Regions from separate parts of the Mus musculus genome. Here region 2 is linked to region 1. The links are chromatin loops, found by intact Hi-C in ENCODE. Cell type or tissue: left cerebral cortex. All regions are shown on one strand.

Region 1 (5,000 bases):
TGCCAAAGTCTGGTTAACACAGGGCCTGTCTCTAGCCAGCGTCTGGCACTGTTTGGCCTCTTTGTCTATATACCTGTGTACAGTCATTGGCGCTGGGGCTGCCCTGAGCCCTGCTGCTCAGGGCAAGAATGGAGGGTGGCTCAGGGAACCTGTGAAGGGAGAGAGCCAGAGAGAGACTGTGTGTGGTGACAGCTGCCAGAAGCCTTGCTCTCTCAGTTCCAATGCTGTCACAGACACTTCTGGCAGACCTCAGGGAAGGTCATCTGTAGAAAAGTTCCTTAATCCAGTGTGTCAGGGGCACAGAGCCTACGGAGAGGAGTGAGCGAGAAACAGAGATGCTTCTCCAACCACTTTCATTCACGAGCTATTTATACTTGTGCAAAATGAGAAATCTAGTTCCCAACAAGGAGAGTGGTTACGCCAGGGTAAACACACCCCACAACACTGCAACTGATAAGGTACTGCCGGGAGTGCCGACCTACTGGCACGTAGCACATTCATAGTCAAAGTCTTATGAAGCCTGCATAGTGCAGTCCTGCTACATGAGCCTGCATACATACACACGCCCACGCGCACACATGCACACATGCACACACACACACACACACACACACCCATGCCCACTCCCATACCCTTGGGTACATCACAGCAGAATAATTAACCACATCTTGGTATTAAGTTTGGAGAAATGAGCCTGGTGGTAGTGGTATTGCACACCTTTAATCCCAGCACTCTGTAGGCAGAGGCAGGGAAATCTCTGAGTTCCAGGCCAGCCTGGTCTACACAGCAAGTTCCAGGATAGCCAGAGCTACACAGAGAAACCCTGTCTCAATAAAATAAAATAAAATAAAATAAAATAAAATAAAATAAAATAAAATAAAATAAAATTGCCAGGTGTGGTGGTGCACGCCTTTAATCCCAGCACTCGGGAGGCAGAGGCAGGTAGATTTCTGAGTTCGAGGCCAGCCTGGTCTACAGAGTGAGATCCAGGACAGCCAAGGCTATACAGAGAAACCCTGTCTCAAAAAAAAAAAATTAAATTAAAAAAAAAGATTTGGTGAAATATATGGGTTTTTCCTTATCTATTTTCTATTTTTTTTCCTTTTGAGACAGGGTCTCGATATGTTTTTTTTTAACCTCTGGTTGAACTCCTGGGCTTAAATAATCCTCCTGCCTCAGTCTCTCAAGTAGATGGGACTTACAGAACCTGGCTGATGTTTCTTTATTACATAATTATTCTATGGCCATCACAGAAAGGAAAGTAATAGAATTATGTGTTTTTAAATAGAAACCCGGGGCTGGGAATATGATGAATTCTCTTGCTTTGGAGGGTGGGGGCAGAGAGAAGATCACTGGGGCTTGCTGGCTCCACAGTAAGTATGAGACCTTGTCTAAGAGCCTAAGGTGGCGCATAGAGAGCAGAATGCCCCGTGTCCTCTGCATGCACAACTGCACACACGGGTACACACTACACAGGACCACACACACACACACACACACACACACACACTGGGGACAAGGGCCCTCTGACCCATAATTCAAATTCCAAGAAATTGTCCTAAGCAAAGATTTAGGACATACACTGCAATTTCCAGTGCTACAGATTGGTTGAACAGAGTGGCATAGTCACATGCCAGATGCCACACAGTCCCTGAAAGCCACGATGAAGAACTGCAATTGTTGACCAGGAACGATGCATGACTACAAGGGAAAGCAGGCATTAGAACATCATGTACGGAGTCCGCCCATCTCTATATGTGCTTGGTCCTGAGCCTGGAGATGCTCAGATGCCGATTCATTCAGCTCACTTACAGGAGTTTTTTTTTTTTTTTCTTTTTGCCTTCCTGTTTATTTTACCATAAGAATGTCTTAAAACAAAATTTCATAAGTTATTTTTAAGAAGAAAAAGAACCTACACTAAGAGGTCAGACCTTGGACAACAAAGGCAGGACCTGTACTCCTCCAGGCTGGGGGAGGCTGGAGCCTTTGGGGAGGGAGGGGGGGTCAGGGCTGCTGTGGTGGTGCCCTGTGCCCTGCGCCTGCGCCTGCTCCAGCTGAGGCAGCGCCCCTCCCCGCGGGCACTCTCTGCCATTCACCCTCTGGAATTAGCTTGCAGAGACCGTTTTTAGGAAGCCCGTGGGTGGCTGGAAGCAGCTTGCGAACAGAGCTGGAGGCCGTGAAGAGCTGCAGTGAGTGCCCAGGAAGGCGGGCAGAAAACAAGGGAAGCCACTGCTTTCCCAGGGTTTGATTTTTTTTCAAAAACAGCTCTCCAGAAAGTCCTTGTTTTAGCCTAAACACTTCCTCTCCCATCTCCCACACTTCCTCTGGGCCTCTAGAGAGAGGCTGTGTCTAAGCCTGTGAGACCAAGACCCTCAGTGCTTCATTCGACTTGCTGTGCAACCTTGCACCACTCACTCACCCTCTCTGAATCTCATTTTCCTCTTCTCTCAAATGGAACTGGAATGGATTCCAAGTTCTGTTCCCATCTGGAGGCCCCTTGGCTTCTAGGACCATCTTGGAAAGGTGACTGGACCAGATGTCTCCAAGGCCTCTGCACAGCCTTGAGATTCTGAGGTTTGTGCTTGGAGGTCTTAGTGTACAGTATGCTGGCGCGAGCTTCAGGGTTTGGTACACTGTGGCTGGAGAATGCTCTGACATTAAATTGCTAGGATTTGGAGCCATCCCTGGCGAAGCAGCTGCTCCCTGTGCCCGTCTGAGCTGTCTGAGCTGTCTGAGCTGGCCCCGATGCAGCCTGTAAACCCCAGCACTTGGGAGGTTAAGACAGGAGCACACAAAAAATTGAGACCAGCCTAGTCTTACCTTATTGAGTCTCTGTCTCCAAACAAACCAATTAAACTAGGTATAGTTGGTGTCTGCCCGTGAAGTTCAAGGCCCTCCTCGGCTAATTTGTGAATTCCAGCCAAGGAAAATAAACCAATCTGCCAAATAGTCAAAGACTACCTCTAGCTGAGCCTTGTCTTCATCAGGGGTTTAGGACTGTCCTTCCCAGTCAAGACATGGAACCCCAACCTCTCCCCTTCCCTGGAAAGTTCAGGCTTCAGGCAGCTTCTCAAAGTAGACACAAAAGTGACAAGCCACCAGCTCACCATGCTGGGCCCCACCATCTGTTTACTGAGGAGCAGGGGCTCTAAGGAAACGTTTATGGTTGCCTTCCAGAAGGGCAGAGGGTCTCAGAGGTGTAACAGGTGCCAAGCTTCCACGTGATAGAGCCAAACCTTGGGCCAGGCACGATGCTCCAGGGGGCTCCGAGCTTTGCTGTCAGTCCCCAGGTCCTAGCAAGCCATGGGCAGGGACGGCCGTGGGAAGAGGGGGTAGTCATTCCATGAAAGGGGTCCCCAGAACAAGGTGTGTGGCTCCGGGAGGTGTGTGCCTGTCTGTGTGGGGCTTGGATGTGGTGCCGCCTGGGTCTGCCTATGAGTTCTGGGGTGTCTCTCTGAAGCAGTCGAGGGAGGCAGATGGAGGCTGTGCCAGGGAACCTGCAAGAAGAAATGGTGTAGAAAGCTGTGCTCCCTTGCGACTCTTCCCTTGCTCTTGTGTTAGTTGTGTGGGCCTTCAAGGTCCCAGGGCCCTGCACTGGGTGAGCTAACCTCCAGTCCCCACAGCTGTCTTGTGCTGCGCGCCCCGCGTCCCCCCTCCCAGCTCAGGGCTGGATCCTCCTCCACCCAGGTTGGTTGTAGGAAGCTCTTAGGCTGGATTAGGTCTTGGTCCATGGAGAACTACTGAAGCCTCTGAAAAAGGAAACTTGGTTCTTGGGTCCCTGGTCCAAAGCCTACTGGGTTATCACACAGCTGGCTTTCAGCCTCTGGGCATTCCCCCTCCTCTGGGGTCTGCTAATACTGTGGTTGAGAGTAGCTTGGGGAGAAAGTTCTAGAAAGGCTTGTGATATAAAAACTGGAAACCAACCTCCAACTAGTTAAGCAAGGTTGCTTTTCTAGTAAATGTCTGTAAGTTCACTAGGCTCTGGCTTACCGTACATATACCTGAGAGCTCATCTACTGGGAGAGCCTGGGTTTACTCTGCCTAAGGCAGACTCCCGTGGCTTTACCCCACATCTCCACCTGCTCTTTGAAGCCCTCAGAGCTAAACCTTGACTTCTAAGGGAGGTTAAGTATCAGACATACTAAGCTGGGGAAGGCTGATAAAGGACCATTCTACTAGGGACCCGACTCCAAGCTGGGTAGGTCACAGATGCTGGCAAAGCCTAGATTTGGCTGTCCTGCCTGGGACTGGCTCAAACCAGAGGGCAACCTTGGGCTCCGGAGACATAGGGAAAACAGGATACACAGGCAGGTAAGGAGGTGATGGGGAGGGCATGGGTCCCTCTACAGCACAGGGCTGCTATTGGAATGACGGATGGCCTATGCTAAGAGTTTGGCATCCACGGGAGTCTGACTAAAGGGGCTGCTGGGATATTATTCAGCCAACCATTAGCCAATTGTCCTCTCTGCTGCTGGGAACAGATCTGATGGCCATGGATCAGAAATGAAGCAAGCACAGATCCTCACCCCACACGCCCCCAGCCCCCAGTACTGAGCCAACTCAGGGCTGTTGCCATAGCTCAGGGCAACCTGGTTCAGAGATCCTGGCTGCCCAGCACCCTGAAGAGCTACTAGGGTCTCCTGCTCCTAAGGAATGGATACATGTAGTTCTCAGGAGCAGAGGTTGATGGGAGTCAGAGGTCGAGCCAATGCTCCTGTTTTGCAGAGAAACCTTTCCAGTATAGGGATGCTGCAAGGAGGCCCTGGATTGTGCAGGTTCAGCCTTACAGCTTCTGGGGCTGCAGCTTCTGAGGGAAAACAGAAGTTCCCAGCTTGGGGGAGTCTGGTTGAGCCCGAGGACCTTGTACATGGGGCAGCCTCTCAAAGGTTTTGGCTCTAGCCCGGTAGCAGCAAACACACTCTGGATGGGGACAGCTTGGACTCTGGCCTGGAACGAATGTGCTCAGTGGCTTTGGGTGTAGCCTGTGGCAACTCTGGGTT
Region 2 (5,000 bases), 85 kb before region 1:
ACTTCACCAACAGAGACTGTGGAGTCTTACCCTAGTCTCTTCTCCAGACTTCAGGCCCATCAGGTGCCCAGCTAATTCCATAGGACCGTTCTGCGCTTGACGAGATGATAGGTTCAATATATAGTAGGCCTGCAGGAAGTGAGTTTGGAGTGGTGGTTCTCAACCTGTGGGTTGAAATCCCTCTTAGGGGGTGGGGGTCACATATCATATAACCTGTCTATTATATTTACATTATGATTTGTAACAGTAACAAAATTACAGTTATGCCATAGCAGTGCAATAGTTTTATGGCTGGGGTCATCACAACATGTGGACCTGTATTAAAGGGTCGCAGCATTAGTAAGGCTGAGAAGCACTGGGCTAGAGACCTGCTTCCTCTGCATGACCTCTTTTTACTTTGAATGAGCTCCGAGTCCTCTGCTGCCCCTCCCCAGCTGTCCCTTTGCAATGCCTTGCTCCTGTGTGGAGCATTTGTTAAGTGAGCCAATGCCCCACACTGGCCCTTGTCAGGGTCCTAGCCCTCATAGCTGCCCATGCCATGATACTTGCTTAGCTTCTCACACCTCAAACACGCAAGAGGCATGACAGACGCAGCAGAGTCAGACAGAGGGCTCCTGACCTTCTGGCTGGCATAGCTCCTAAGCCCCTCGCTGTGCTGGAGGCTTGAGTTCCTGTCTGGTTTCTCGCCTTACCTCTAAGCATATGTCAAAGAGCTTTGCCTTGTAAGCCTGGCTTGCCCCTTCCCTACAAGGAGTAAAATAAAATCTGTGAAGATTTGATGCAATGAAAAAAAAAAAAAAAAGCTAAATGGCAGGCTGGGGTGGTAGTGCGCCTGCCCACCACATATACGCTTCTGGATTCCATCTAGAAAAATTAAATAAATAAGCCAGGTAGGATGATGGCGCATGACTGTAATCCCAGCACCTGGGAGGCAGAGGCAAGAGGATCTTTTGAGTTTCAGGCTGGTCTGGTTTACATAGTGTGTACTAGGTCAGGCTGAAGTATATATAAAGAGATCCTGCCTCAAATAAGTAAATAAATAAAATACATACATATATACATACATACATATGTATGTACATACGTACGTATGTACAACAGGAAACTTCTTAGTAAGGAGCCTGATAATTAATAAATAAATGGTAGCTGTTATTGTTAGAGCTGGATTTTATTTTGGGGGGGTGTCATTTACTGTGACATACACTACTACCACGAGGAACATTCACAAGACAAAAAGTCCAGTGTGCTAAGTGACCAGTAGCCAAGGCTGTGCCCCACCCCCCAGGCCAGCAAACAGAGCTCTGCTGCCCTACAGGCCCCTGCATCTCCCAGCTCACAGGTCCTCTCTGACACAGTGGATTTTTTTTCCCCAGGCTTTCGTGATGCTGTTACTATTGTCAGTAAGTGAACAAGACTCAATCAATCTATTGATCAGTGCTTGTGGCTGGCTCCCCTGACCTCAATTCCCTGGGGACCCTGTCCTCCCAGCCGCCTCTGCCCAGGCACAGAGGCTCCCTCAGAGCTTCCCAGTTCCTTAAATAACCAGCTTGTTAGCAAAATCGCAACAGTAACACCTCCCTCGCGCCACCCCGGCCTCCATCTTTCCACGTGATCCTGACGGCTGCTCCCTGCCAGTGCCAAGGAATCCCTTCTCCGTCACTGGGCCACACACAAGGGGGCTGTGAGCGATGGCAGCTGTGCCTCCAGATCTGCCCTAGGGCGGAGGAGGCCTCAGAGCAGTGCTCATCAGCAGGAGAGGCTAAGCCCTCTGTGAGCCTTGGGGAGTTGAAATGAGATGCGGAATCGTGCCAGGCATTCACCAAATGCCAGACACGTAGTAACTGCTCAAGAAATACCCACTGCCTCACAGGCTGGCCCTGAGACTCACATGCTGTCCTCAGGGAGACCCCAGCCTGCCTTGGGCAAACCCAGCATGTTTGCTGAAGCCCCCCCCCCCCGCCCCCCTGCTATCAGACCACCATGTCCTCATCGATTCTGTGGTGATAGCTTCTCAGCCAAACGCAACAGGTGTCTCTGGTTGCCACAGCAGACCCCGGGGCCAGGCCGGGGGAACCGGGTTGGGGGTGGGTAGTAATTAATGGGGGCCCTTTCACAGTTACTAACAATAAGGCTGGCACCGCACAAGTGTGCAGCGTGTAGTTCTCAAAGACATCCATTATTGACAGTGAACTTCTCGGGTTTTTATATTATCCTCGATATTTGCATATTATGCATATTTACCAGTCTTTTCGTTCTTATGAGCATCTCATCAAGGAAGCTGGCAGCTGTTGGCAGGTGGTAGAGTTGGAAGCAAAGGGGTTGGCACCATGCTGAGGGATACTAGAGCAGCTCCCTGGGACCCCAGAAGGCTGATGAGTTCCTGGGTCCTCATGAGGGATTCCCACATCTTCCACCCTTTTCCATGACTCTGGGAAACGGAGGGCACTCAAGAAGGCAGACCTTCAACCCAGACTGAACCGTGTCTGGGGGACCCTTGGGTTACCTCACGTGTGAACTAGACATGTCACACCAACAGAACCTTGGGGTAGGGGAGACTGTGTGAGAACAGGGAGATAAATGAGCCAGGCGCTGTGGTTGGCACCATGTGGGCCTGAGGTGGCTGTCCCTGCTCTGTGGGAAGGATGACGGAGGAACCAGGCTTTGTGAAGATAGTGTGGGTGTGGAAGGACAGTCAGAGATAAGGCTGAGCCTGGCACCTCATTGTGTGAGTTTAGGCAGGTGGAGCAGGAGGAGTAAGAACGTGTTCTTGTGGGCCCCGTCACGCCACAGCCGGCAGCAAGCTCCCTCCTCCTCCCAAGCCTGTGCTGGGCACCTGCCCCAGCCCTGGGTGTGGCATTTGGAATGTACAGTGCTGGGTTTGCCGACGTCCATCCTCAGCAAGGGCTTTCCCCCACTGGGGCAGTGCCCTGGGAAACAGGCATCTCACCAGGCCCACCTCCAGAGCTGTCGGGAGGATGGGGGTATACCCAGCTGGTTAAACTGTAATTGTGCCCAGACAGGATCACTCTTGTAGAGGTCCCTCTGCCAGCTTGTGGGTGCTGGCAGTGGGAGGGCTGGGCATTTCCCAAAACAGGCAAGCACAGTGGAAGGTGAGATGCTCAGGCCTGTGGCTATACTTACCAAGGAGCCACGTGCACAGGGAGAAAGGTAGCCGGGAAGTCTGCTGCAGATGACACCTCAGAAGCGGGAGTGGGACTGAGGACTGCCACACACATCCCTCCAGCACTCCATCAGAGGTCTGGGTTGGGCCCTGGTCACACAGGGGGGTCACCAGGCTCCAAGCAGAAGGCAGGCGGCACCCGTGTCTGCAGACACAAGAGGAACATTGATTAGCCAGAGATGAGTGCCACACCTTGAGACCTTCAAACTAGCCCCAGGGAGGGGGCAAGTCGGCATAGTTGTCATAGAAACCCAAGTGTTTGTGCAACGCTGTATTTTCCAGAGAACCCTGGCACCCCCAGCTCATGGGAGGCCTACGTTGTTTTTAGAGGTAGATTTGCATGTCATGTATATTTACAATGCCTTTCCCACCACCCACAGAATCCCTGCAGCAGCCAGCAGTGGGGGAAGCTGCAGTTCCCCAGCCCTTCCTCAGCTTGCTCCTCCCTCTTGCCCCTCCCTCTTTTCCACTTCAGGAGGGAAGTCGAGAGAGGAGCCAAAGTCACACAACTGGGAGTTCAGATCTCAGCCTGGCCTCTCATTCATTTCAGATAATGGATAGGTGGTTCCCTCTTTCTGAGTCTCAGTTTCTCTTCTTGTTAAGAATACTCTTCTAGAACCTGCTAGGAGGTCTGAGAAGATGATGCAGGAAGGATGCTGGCAGAAGGTACTGCCTTGGGGAACACCCTGGGAGGTGTTCCCTTCCTGTCCCTGCATCCTGAGTGACTCCCTGGGAGAGCAGAGGGATGCCCGGCATCTCCAGTCCCTTGCCTGAGCAGTGTCTGTTCCCCGAGCCACTCTGCCTGGTCAATGGGAAGTAGACTCTCTGCTGCACACCTACCCAGAAGGCAGCTAGCTGACCCAGAGGCCTCAGAGGATCCCCCTCTGCCCTCCCATCCTACAGGCCACAAAACTGAGACTGAGAAACCAAGGCATCATTGGCATGAGGGTCAGAATCTGAGCAGCTAGGCTAGGGTGTGAACTTAGCCCCTTCACAAAGTCCTGGGAAGAGACACAGGGACCAGTTCACCGCAGGAAGAAGCAGGAAAGGGTGCGCTGAGTTGGGAGGCTCACCGGCTTCATCTGTTATCCCAGGCCTGAGGATACTCTCCCACACTGTCCCCCGAGGTCTCACACTGTCCCCCGGGGTCTGCCCAGAAACGGTACCTCCCACACACCAGCTTCCACACTGTCATGTGTGCAACAGACTTTCCTTCCTTTTCAAAGTAAGAAATTGAGGCACACAGGATGGCAGGGCAGGAGGAAGACTCCTGATGTGGGTGTCCCCAAACCTCCTCAGCCCTGGCACGCCTTTGATCTCTGCTCCCAGGCAGCAGCTTTAACCCTGACCTCTGGTTCTAGGACAACGCAGCCCATCTCCCTGAGGAAGCGTGTCCCCCGTCAAGAAAAACACGCAGGACCAGCAAAGGCTCTGGTAGTAGGAAAGATGGCATGGGACTCATTTTCAGTGGATGGACACACACTCAGACGTGTGCCTGGAAGACCTCTGTGTGCATCGTGGGGTGTAGAAATCCACCACACACTCAGTGCGACAGCTTGGGAAGATGCCGTTCCTACCAACTTATCACTTGGAGCCAAATTCACCCGGCATATGGCTGAAGGGAGAGGCAACAGCAGAGGCAAGCATCCTGACTTGGAGGGCTCTAAGGCCCCTTGAAGTCCCCAAGTTCGCCTGCTGAGGGAAGGCTGTAAGTCCCCCACCACTCATTTTCTCTTCTCTAAGGTGGGTAGTAGGCCCTCGGCCCCTGCTGGTGTAACACTATTTAAGTCTTGGGCTTTCAACACAGACCATCTACATA

What was found. Hi-C counts contacts between places; a loop is a spot of excess contacts. Peaks named below come from ENCODE experiments on the same cell type or tissue, not always from the same donor. Only the 100,000 strongest peaks of a DNase experiment are listed, where the experiment ranks them.
Region 2: it touches region 1 in a loop (4-fold over the local background); 2 of 42 quality-filtered maps call a loop at or near these places.

The regions. Positions count from the first base shown.
Region 1 is chr2:156,578,557-156,583,556 of GRCm38, reverse strand. No RefSeq gene overlaps it. Among named protein-coding and RNA genes, the nearest start is that of Gm14169, 32 kb to the left of the region's middle. In left cerebral cortex, a CTCF peak has its summit at 2,058; DNase peaks (open chromatin) are centred at 466, 2,152, 2,654, 3,383 and 1 more place; H3K27ac peaks cover 2,014 bases.
Region 2 is chr2:156,663,125-156,668,124 of GRCm38, reverse strand. It overlaps Dlgap4 (DLG associated protein 4), which reads right to left. Exons shown (of 13, transcript NM_146128.6): 2 at 3,142-3,326. Among named protein-coding and RNA genes, the nearest start is that of Gm52566, 12 kb to the right of the region's middle. In left cerebral cortex, no CTCF peak of the experiment used is centred here; DNase peaks (open chromatin) are centred at 3,017, 3,549, 4,328, 4,783 and 3 more places; H3K27ac peaks cover 3,026 bases.